Linked DNA regions of Mus musculus: region 1 is linked to region 2. The links are chromatin loops, found by intact Hi-C in ENCODE. Cell type or tissue: gastrocnemius. All regions are shown on one strand. Each heading gives the region's core, and the rest is flanking DNA. Links, peaks and the distances in the headings are about the cores only. Region 1 holds the start of Wdr63 (WD repeat domain 63). Region 2 overlaps Mcoln2 (mucolipin 2).

Evidence for each region. Peaks named below come from ENCODE experiments on the same cell type or tissue, not always from the same donor. Only the 100,000 strongest peaks of a DNase experiment are listed, where the experiment ranks them.
Region 1: a loop joins it to region 2, with 8 times the contacts of the local background. A loop is called at or near these places in 15 of 42 quality-filtered maps.

What each region holds. Positions count from the first base shown.
Region 1 is chr3:146,104,343-146,109,718 of GRCm38, forward strand. Wdr63 (WD repeat domain 63) reads right to left here and starts at 3,694. Exons shown (of 23, transcript NM_172864.3): 1 at 3,571-3,694. It also overlaps a transcript of Mcoln3 not described here. In gastrocnemius, for the core only: no CTCF peak of the experiment used is centred there; DNase peaks (open chromatin) are centred at 2,988, 3,270 and 3,830; H3K4me3 peaks cover 1,265 bases; H3K27ac peaks cover 463 bases.
Region 2 is chr3:146,157,878-146,163,253 of GRCm38, forward strand. All of the region lies in intron 1 of Mcoln2 (mucolipin 2), which reads left to right. Among named protein-coding and RNA genes, the nearest start is that of Mcoln2, 11 kb to the left of the region's middle. In gastrocnemius, for the core only: no CTCF peak of the experiment used is centred there; no DNase peak of the experiment used is centred there.

The sequences.
Region 1 (5,376 bases), core at 279-5,278, 53 kb before region 2:
GTCCCTTCATTGCAAAATCTTGACCAAAGCATGGGGTGTGTTTACCTATAACACTCTCCATTTTGTTTAATTACACTTTTACATCTTTCTTGCATTCATTGAGAACATTATTATCATCATTGTATATGTGTGTACATGCACGAAGTGGGGGAGGGGTGCTGTATGTGTGGTTGTGCTATCTCAAAGGACAACATTTAGAGTCGCTTCTCTCCTTCCATCCTTCCACCGTGATGTGGGCTCTGGGGATGTCAGGCTTGCAGAGCAAGCACTTCTCATGCTGAGCCGGGGAAGTCCAACATGTGTGTTTTAAATAATAATAATAATTATAAATCACACAGGTGTTTATGCTGTAGAGATCCTTTGAGGGGCCGGTAGGCAGGAATCCGATATTAGGCCATGACAAAGAATTAAGTTCAGGCAGGAATCTGACATTAGGGCATGATAAGTTCAGGCAAGAATCTAATTTTAGGCTAGAACAGGAAAGTAAATTCAGGTGGGAATCTTAATCCTAGGGTGGAACAAAAGAAGCAGGCTTCAGGCAAGAATCTGATTTTGGGCTTGGACAAGAAAGTGGGCTCAGGTATTTTGGTCATTCTGACAAGCTCTTGGAAACAACTGTCATGAGAGCAATCCCAGGACTTTGCTAATTGCCTTGATTGTTCCTCATTGTACTGCCTGCCCTTAATACTTGCATGTAATTAAAATGGTATAAAAGCAGACTGGGAAAAAAATAAACCTGCCTCAGTCTCAGAACTGGCCGGGGTCATGCTACAATGTTGTCTAATTGTCTTTTTTCTTCTTAATCCTCACTCCTGCTCTGGAGAACCTGTTTACTGACTGAGCTGCTCATTATCCCAGGCAGTGTGAAGAATTTCATGTGCATTTTAAGTTCAGTGAGTATTTTTTTTACTATTTTTAATTTTTTTTTTGCTGAGGCAGTATTTCCCTATTTGCCTACAGACACTGGCTTTGAATTTAAGATATTTCTGCCTCAGCTTTTCTGTGAACTTAACCTTGGTCACACATTATTACGGTCATTTTTTTTTTTCACCCTCACTTTATAAGGTCGGGTCACTGATGTGGGAGCTTGGGGAACAGTGGACATACTCTTAACCTCCACACCACAGTGTCCCTCAGATTGCTGTCTCATTATAAATATATCACAACTAGGGTTTCTATTGCTGTGATGAAACACGGTGCTTGACCAAAGGCAAGTTGGGGAGGAAAGGGTTTATTTGGCTTACACTTCTACATCATAGTCCTCCCACATCAACCACTAATTAAGAAAATGCCCTTCAGCTGGATCTCATGGAAGAATTCTCTCAGCTGAGGCTCCCTCCTCTCTGATGACTCTAGCTTGTGCCAAGTTGACATAAAACTATCCAGCACGCAAATAGAACCACTTAAAACAATGGTCTTGGACGACAGAGATACAATTGATGCTTTGATTAGTATTTTATGCTTCTGACATTTTTTGGGGGAAATTTCTATTCAGTCTTTCTATCCCTCACTCCTGCCACCGCTGCCCTATGTGTACACACTACTTTTTGACTTGACTTTTGGCCATCAAACTCAGATGCTGTCATGGTTTGAATTTGCTTGGCACAAGGAGTGGCACTATTTGAAGGTGTGGCTTTGTTGGAGTAGGTGTGTCACTGTGGGCGTGGGCTTAAGACCCTGGCTTCCTGGAAGTCAGTCTTCCACTAGCAGCCTTCAGATTCAAAGATGTAGAACTCTCGGCCGGGCAGTGGTGGTGCACGCCTGTAACCCCAGCACTTGGGAGGCAGAGGCAGGTGGATTTCTGAGTTCAAGACCAGCCTGGTCTACAGAGTGAGTTCCAGGACAGCCAGGGCTACACAGAGAAACCCTTTCTCGAAAGAAAGAAAGAAAGAAAGAAAGAAAGAAAGAAAGAAAGAAAGAAAGAAGGAAAGAAAGAAAGAAAGAAAGAAAGAAAGGAAGGAAGGAGATGTAGAACTCTCAGCTCCACCTGCACCATGCCTGTCTGAATGCTGCCATGCTCCCACCTGCCTTGAAGATAATGGACTGAACCTCTGAACCTATAAGCCAGCCTCAATTAAATGTTCTCCTTATAAGACTCGCTTTGGTCACGGTATCTACTCGTAGCAGTCAAACCCTAACTAAGACGGTGCTCACAGTTGCAAAGCAGGCAACAGAGTTATCTCCTCAGCCCTGAAGTGTCTACTTAAAAAATTTTAAAGTTACATTTATTTATTTATTTTTGTGTATGTTTGTGTATGTTTGTGTACGTGTGTGTGTGTGTGTGTGTGTGTGTGTGTGTGTGTGTGTGTAGGTCAAGGGACAACGTACTGGAGTTGGTTCTCTCCTTCTACCATGTGAGGTCTTGGTATCAACCCCAGGCCATTAGGCTTGGTGGCAGGTACCTTTACCTACTGAGCCACCCCATCAGTCCAAATTTCTACTTTTTAAGTAGAAATTATGCAATAAAAGGCTGTCTCAGCTTTTCAGATGGAGCATTTTTCGTTCTACTCTTCAGAATCATAGATTCAGGTGGTGGACGTCATCTGATTCTCTTTTGGATGATTTCTCATCAGTTGATCCCTCTCCATTTTCTATCCCAGTTTCCTTTGGCCAAAAGTACTAAACAACACTGTAAACATCACCCAGCTTCATACAGCTGCAGTAACCCAGTTACCGAGGTCGTGCTCGTGTGTGTGGCCCCCCACTACTGCTTCCACAATTACTGTCCATTGCATATTTTATACAATGAATACTGTTATTTATATATGCATAAAATGATCAAGTTTTTTTCTCTATACAAAGACATCCTCTTCCAGTGTAAGAGCGATGTCACTTGGAATGCCAATTCCCTAAGCCCCTTTACTTCCCAGGAGTGGATTTTGCAATTTTGGAAGCATTTATCAGAAGGTAATGCTGCTCTCTGGTGGTCTGCTTTCTCACTCTGCCTGAATCAGTCTTGTTCCCCAGTGGTGCTGTGAGGAGATGACACAGGACTTCAAACACAAGGCTGCCTTGAAGGGTTGCTGTGGATTCACTCAGCGTTCAGCATACAGTACTTCAAGGGGGAAGAGAGGTCGCTCTGAGCAGAAATTAAGTCCTAGATATGCTAATTACTAGGGGAACGAAGGAGACGTGAGCCCTCCTTCAACGAGTTTAGGTTCTCTGTTCATCTTCGTGGTTAGCCCTCCCCTAGCCCCCCAGTGATAGGCTTCAGTCCACATTAATTCTCTACAGTGCTGATGACTAACCAGAATCTCGTCATCCTCAAATTCAATTATGCATAATTTATTGAGTTCCCGCTGCGCGCCAAGTAACGTGAGAGCAGGAACAAGACAGTACCCGCTCTCGGTTCCCGACATTCTTAGATCTCCCGTTAACTGCTCTCTCATAGCTGTTTTTGTCTCACTGGCTCGGGCTGCAAACTTGTCAAAAGTAGTGAAAAAAAGTATTTCTTTATTTCATAGACTCCACCTTCTCTAGCACTTTCTGGGAAGTTTCTAAACGCCCTTGATACGGTAATGAGATATTTAGTTTTCCCGCGACTCCTTTCCCGTTCTGAACCGCCCTTACCTGGAATCACTAAAGGGAAAAGAAGGCAGCTTCTTGGCAGTTCCCGGGAGAAACGCTCCTTCGAGAGTAGGAGGTGGGAGTCTGTCTGACTCTTCTTGCTCAGGAAAATAAACCTCAAATTTCCAGCAACAGCGGGCTGGCAGTTGTTGCTAGGACGCGTCCGTTGCTAAGATTAAAAAAAAAAAGTCTCCTGTTGAGATTGACAGAACGCCTTCACCAATACCTTATCCGCTCCCCAACATTGTCTCTCATAGAAGGCTAGTGATTGGTTGTTGTGTTGTGACGTCACCTAACGTAATCCCAGAGAAGCCCAGTTTCCCACTAGCAAGGAAAGCACTAGTTCTCTGTTCGATTTAGGTCTCTGTTCTTTGCAGTGGCCCCTCTTGACTTAGGTCCATGCCTTGCCTTGCGTCCACTTCAGCCTTAGTCAAAGGGAAGTTCTCGTGGGGTGCGGATGGGCAGCTCCTAGGCCAGCCACCTGACCTCCCTTGTAGGGAGCAGGATGCATCTAGGGACCTGTGTAAAATTGGAGCGTGGAGTGGAGGTTGCATTCAGGTTGCCTTGGACGTCCTTGACTACTGCAGCACATTTTTTGTTTTGTTTTGTTTTTTGTTTTTTTGTCAAAGAATTTTGTATAGAGTTTGAGTCAAGCCGGAACTACAAGTCTCCGAGGGAAAGCTGCCTGGTGGTTGTTGGTTATTGTAAGGATCCTTTCATCCGACTGTGGGCCCTCCGGGATTATTAGAGTGAAGCTCATCTCGCCAGCTTTCTGTCTTTTCTTTAAAAGTACAAATTAAAACTGCTAATTTGTGATCTAGCAAAATTTAGCAAAGTAATGCAGTTGACCACAACAATATTTAAAGAGTTTTGTTTAAGACAGGATCTTACTGCCGTAGAACTCCCTCTGTAGGATGGATAGATGGATGGATCGATGTCACCACAGCTTAACTGAGCCAAGATTAACTTAGTGTCTTTATATATCTTTTCAAATTTCTCTCTCCCATTCTGTTTTCTTATTCTCCTTCCCCCTCTCTGTGTGTGGATCTGTGTGTGTGTGTGTGTGTGTGTGTGTCTTTGTGTGTGTTATGTAGGCAAGTGCCACCATGTATATTTGGAGGTCAGAAGAAAACCTCTGGTATTGGTCTTTGCCTTACACTTGGCTGTTGTTTTTATGTGTAGCAACACTGGGATTACAGATATGCACTACCACACCCAGCTTTACATGGGTCCTGGGGATTGCAACACAGTTCCTAACACTTGCAAGGCGCTAAGGCATCTCACAGTCCCGTCTTTCATATATCTTTCAGGTTCCTCCCCTAGGTGGTAGCATCCCAGTCCTTTTGTTGGCAAAACTAGAAGTCTGAGAGCCACCCCAGATTCCTGTTGCCCTGCCCAGAGCCAACCTATTACTGAGTTTTACCATTTTCTTCCTTGAATATGTCACTGGTAATGCATCTATAAGCTGCCTTCTGCCTTTTCCTCATTTCTGATGGACTCGTCTGTCCCCTAGCTAGTAACAACAGTGTCTGGTCATGCTCCACCTTCTCTCTAATTCTACGTTACCATGGAGCGTTCTGAATCAGGGGTTCAAGTCTGAGATCACTCTTTTTGCACATGTTAGGGTTGTGCATAAAAAGTTGTGCAAAACCTTGAGCACAACCTGAGAGACTGACAGCTGGCAGGTGCCAGGTACCTTTTTCTTCCTCAGTTTCCCACAACCCCTACTCGCTAGATGAGAGAAGACAGAGGCCTTGAAGTCCTCTGGTCTGCACGTGAGCACTTGGTCTATGATCCATTCTCACAAAG
Region 2 (5,376 bases), core at 112-5,111:
TTTAAACGTTTCCTGTGTGATAGATACTTTTGAACCCAAATGACCTTTATTTTTCTCCAAATATTTTTTTAGATATTACTTTTAAATTTGCATGAAATTTGTTTCAAAAAGCTATTGGATCTTGAACATTTATTATGTCAACTAACATTTTCTTCTGTAGTTTCATCATCCAATCAACTGGTCTTACCTCACTGATGCTTTCCTGTATCTGTAGCTTGCATGGCTTCGGGAGGGGGAGCTTTTTCCGAGAGTTAAACGTGTCTTTCTTCCCACTAATCCTTCCCAGTATTAGAAACATTGTAACATCTGGATTTGTTAAGCAACCAGTCTGGAAGTTTACTGTAGTTCAGACCAATCTTGGTGAGTTTCACTTTCGGGCTTGGCTTCTTTTTATTATCTTGGTTCTTCAAAAACCTTGTTGCTTTTCCTGTCTTTTTTTGTGGCTTTGCCTGAGGTGAGTCTCTCTCTCTCTCTCTCTCTCTCTCCCTCTCTCTCTGTATAGATATCTCTCTCTGTATATATATATATATATGAGAGAGAGAGAGGGAGAGAGAGAGAGAGAGAGAGAGAGAGAGAGAGAGAGAGAGAGAGAGTCCTGTGTCTTGTAGATGCTTCTGCTCTACTTCCCTGTAAATGAGACTACAGTGTGCAAACCACAGGTGGCATTTTCCTGTAGATTCTGGGAAATCAGATTCAGTTCCTGCTTATAAGGCAGACACTTTACTAACTGAGCTATAGCTCCCTAGCTCCTTACTAAAGGGTCCTGGGATAATGGAAATACCAGCTACCTTTCTTGAACACTGAGTAGCTAAGGATGCGAAGGAAAGGAGCAGACATTGCTGGATGTCCCTTGCACCTGCTGAACTACAGTGCATGAGCCTCTGACAAGTTTTTTTTGTTTTTTTTTTTGAGACAGGGTTTCAGGGTTTCTCTGTGTATCCCTGGCTGTCCTGGAACTCACTTTGTAGACCAGGCTGGCCTTGAACTCAGAAATCCGCCTGCCTCTGCCTCCCAAGTGCTGGGATTAAAGGCGTGTGCCACCACACCCGGCTTCCTGATAAGTCTTAATTGTACTTCTGTCCTCCACATCTTCAGTGGCCTGAACTCTAAAAGGCACAAAAATGTCTCCAGCAGAAATCGGCTCTCCAGATGTTCACTTGACCAAATGCTTCGTATTTTGACTGCTCTTTATGCAAAAATAAGCTTGGATTCAGACTTTCTTACACAATCTCTCTGTCTCTCTCTGTCTTTTTCTCTCTCTGTCTTTCTGGGGTGTGTGTGTGTGTGTGTGTGTGTGTGTGTATGAAGGCTTCTCCATATGTCAGGATTCTAAGGATCCAGAACCTCTTTTCACATTTATTAAATGAAAAGCTTATTATGAAATATAAGGATGGATCACTTAGCACTTGTCTTAGTCCAAGTTTCATTGCTGTGAAGAGACACCATGACCATGGCAACTCTTATAAAGGCAAACATTTCACTGGGGCTGGCTTTCAGTTTCAGAGATTCAATCCATTATCATCGTGTCAGAAAGCAAGGCAGCATGCAGGCAGACATGGTGCTGGAGGAGCCAAGGCTTCTACACTTTGATCCTAAGGCAGCCAGGAGGGGACTCTCTTCTGCACTAGGCAGAGATTGAACACTAGGAGACCTCAAAGCCTACCTCTCCACCCCACTGCCACTGTGACTCACTTCCTCCAACATGGCCACACCTCCTAATAGTGCCACTTCCTATGGTTCAAGCATATTCAAACCACTACAGAGCTAAAGTGATGTTGGTTGACTAAAGGTATCACTCATACAGGCATCTTCCTGGGGCTCTAAAGCTCCTTTATGAAGATATTCTCAGGTTCTGGGAAGATGATAGTTATTGTAACTCCGTCCTTCCACCTTCCCAGTCAGGTGCCCTTGTAGCATCGGCCTACATATTATGACCAAGATGGGGTTCTCCTTGCTTTCTACACTCCTCACCTTGAAGTCAGGACTTTTGTGCCTGGAATCATGGGTATACTGGGGTTCAGCTCTTGCTCACCTGCTTAATTACGATGCGTTCACAAGTCTTTCCTGATGGAGCTTAAGTATGTGACCTTCAAGGACCCTACTCAGCCCCTTGTCCTGTCCCAAGCACCAGCCCACAGAGTAAGTGCTCATTTAGTCATGAAGTCCAACTAAGGGGCTGCCTGTAGTAGGCTCAAGGCAAACACATATGTAAATTCTTTCTTGAGATAAAGCTCGGACTGGCCTGAGACTCACTATGTAGCTCAGGTTGGCCTAGAAGTCCTTCAAATCCTCTTATCTCAGCTTGTGGAATGCTGAGATTTAGATATGAGTCACAACACACAAATTTATCTTGTGAAATGAGACTCATTTGGTCGCTGATTTCTCATTTTAAAAAGTTATTTGGTTTATTCAAGTTTATCTTATAGGTATTTTACTCATGTTGTATGGCAAGCAAGGCTACTTTGTTTTTCTTTTCGTTTTATTTTTTTTTATGTGTATGGGCGTTTGACCCTCAAGTAATTCTGTGCACCATATGTGTGTAGTGAGTGCCTGCAGAGGCTAGGAGAGGACATTGGATGTGATCCCCTAAGGGCTGAAGACAGGCAGTCGTTAGCACCATATGGATGCTTGGAATTGAACTTGTATCCTCAGGAGGAGCAGTCAGTGCTCTTAACCACTGAGCCGGCCCTCCAGCCTCAACAAGGCTCTTTTCCAAGATGTCCTATTCTGATGTGATGCACGCTGTTTCTGCTGCATTCTAAGCTCTTTCGTTACTTGATTACCACTGGTCTGGGTATGTTTAAAGAGATGCTGGTCATAGCTTACAAGTTACACGTTAGATTGCCCCAAGTTCCTGGAGGCTCATCTCTGTATCCCAGGACACAAAGGGCAGCTCTAGTTTGAAACCTCCAGACTCAAGCAACCCCACTCTTTGAAGTACCCTAGTCACCCAAGTCTGAGACCCACTGTCTGGTTTACCACTAGCATGTCTGGGTCTTGGGTCCGACTGGCCAGCAAGAACAACGCTGCAACAGGATCCTTCTGCACATGTTTATTGGGAGAGCTTGATTGCAGAGGCGAAGAGACCCCAAGCCCAGAACTGGTGCTACTTATATAGGCCTAGGAGAGGCGTGTCTCACATCCGGATTGGTTATGCATTCTACCTCATTTGCATGTTCCTCATCTGATTGGTTATTCTCTCTCAGTACCTCACAGAACCTCATTAACATACCTCATTTGCATGTCTCACATCTGATTGGTTATTCTCTCTCAGTACCTCACAGAACCTCATTAACATACCTCATTTGCATGTCTCACAACTGATTGGTTATTCTCTCAGTACCTCACAGAACCTCATTATCATGCCCGGGCCAGGCAGTATCTTGGCAAAAAACTTTACTGCATATGTACACATTGGTTGTTTGCCCAAACTTATGCATGGTGGCCAGCAACAGCACATGTGGCTTCCCACATCTGGGGATGGGCTGGCTTTTCCATTTCCTCTTTACTTTGGAAATAGGATATGGAGTCAGTCTGGTCTGCAGGGTAGTCTTAGCAGTGGTTTATCAGCCTACTTCCACAGACAGAAGTGCTTTGGGAAGTCCTGAGCCATAGTTTCTTGGTCCCCTTTCATTAAAGCACCCCCAAAGTCCCAGAGTGTTTGAGTGGCAGTGCATTACTCTAGACATCCGGCAAGACTGCCCCAGGAGCTCTCTGCTGTTAGATGGTCTGCCAGGTCTTCACAGGCATTTCCCTATCCACCTTCGAGTAGCAAGTAACATTGATTTCACGTGGGGAGTGTTTTCTCAACCTCTTTCCCTCATCTTTTTTTTCCATTCATTTTTCTTTCTCCTCTTCCCTTCCTGTCTTCCTTCTTCCTCCTCCTCTCTTCATTTTTGGCAGGAGGATTCTAGCTAACCTAGAATCTTAGAAGAAAAAAAATTAAATAATAGCAAACTTATCAAATTAGAAGCAGAAAACCAGGACCCGCAAGACGGCTTAGTAGGTAATGGCAGTTGCTGTGGAGGCCTGGCTCAATCCCACATAAAGGTGGAGGAGAGAGCTGGCTTCGTTAAGGTGTCCTCCAGCTTCCACGGACACCACGATGTTTATGTCCCACACCATCATACCTTTCTGAGCTTCTTCTAAAGTTGTTAATCAAGGCAGATAACACAGATTATAAGATAGACAGGATGCTGTTTAAATAGACTCTATAAGGAGATTTACAAGAATAACCCCCAGTCCCAAAAGCATCCGAAGGAATCTGTTACTTGAACAATTTTCCTGTGCAGAGTACGTACTCGTTTAAAGGATATAAGACTCCAAGACCCAAGCTTGAGACGGATAGCTTCTGAGAGGGTTGGAAGAAGGCATGTTGGTGACTTTTTTTTCTGGATCCTCTGACTTTCTGGACTAGCTCCAGCGGGAAGCTCCTTGCCCTGTGGTGGTGAGTCCCGCCTCTGGAGGCTCCTCCCACTGTGGTGGTGAGTCCAGTCCCTGGAAGCTCCTCCCCCTGTGGTGGTGAGTCCTGCCCCTGGAGGCTCCTCCCCCTTTGAGGGTGAGATTCCCTCCAGGAACACCACAGCCCATGCTTCTCATCTATGATCTCTGATCTTTGTTGACTTTGTCCCAACAGTAACCATTTATCACACTAGCCCCATTGTGAGCACGCTGATTACACCACTGTTCAATCTGTACATTATTCTGTTATGCTGTATGTATAGTTCAGATCAGTTTGTGCTATGCATGTTGTATGTTATATTATTATTAAAATTCTTCTTTTTAGGTTTTAGGCAATATAAAATAGGAGCATTAATAATTTCTTTACTCCTTGAATGCTTTGTACTCATTTTGGATACTGCATTAAAAAAGGAAACCATGTGTCTCAACAGTTATGGTCTCAGTTATTTGGCCACATCTCATTGGTTGTCTCTGGCCTTAGGGAATCATGTGTCCACCAGGAGTCTGGAGTTGACAAGCAAGTTGATCAAAATCTGGCTGGGCATGAGCAGAGAGCTGCTGTTCTAATTTCCTCAAACCGTTTATATCGTCAAAGCAAATATTTTTTCTTTGACAATTGCATGCACCTATATAATGTGTCCCAATTATACCTATGCCCTGCAGCTCTCTCTTCTGGGGTCTTGTAAGCATTGATATTGATTCATAAATGGAGGATTTACTCCTTCTCAGAGTCATAGAAAGAGATTCTCTAATTCTTCCATAGTTTAATTCCACTGCCCTAGATCAAATGCCAATTATTTCAATCCCAAAGTTCCTGATAGCTTCCCATCATGTTTGCATTGGTATAACACACTCTCACATAGAGAAACGCTCACGTTTCCAGTCTTAGCCTCCCTTTCACCCACACACTTTCTC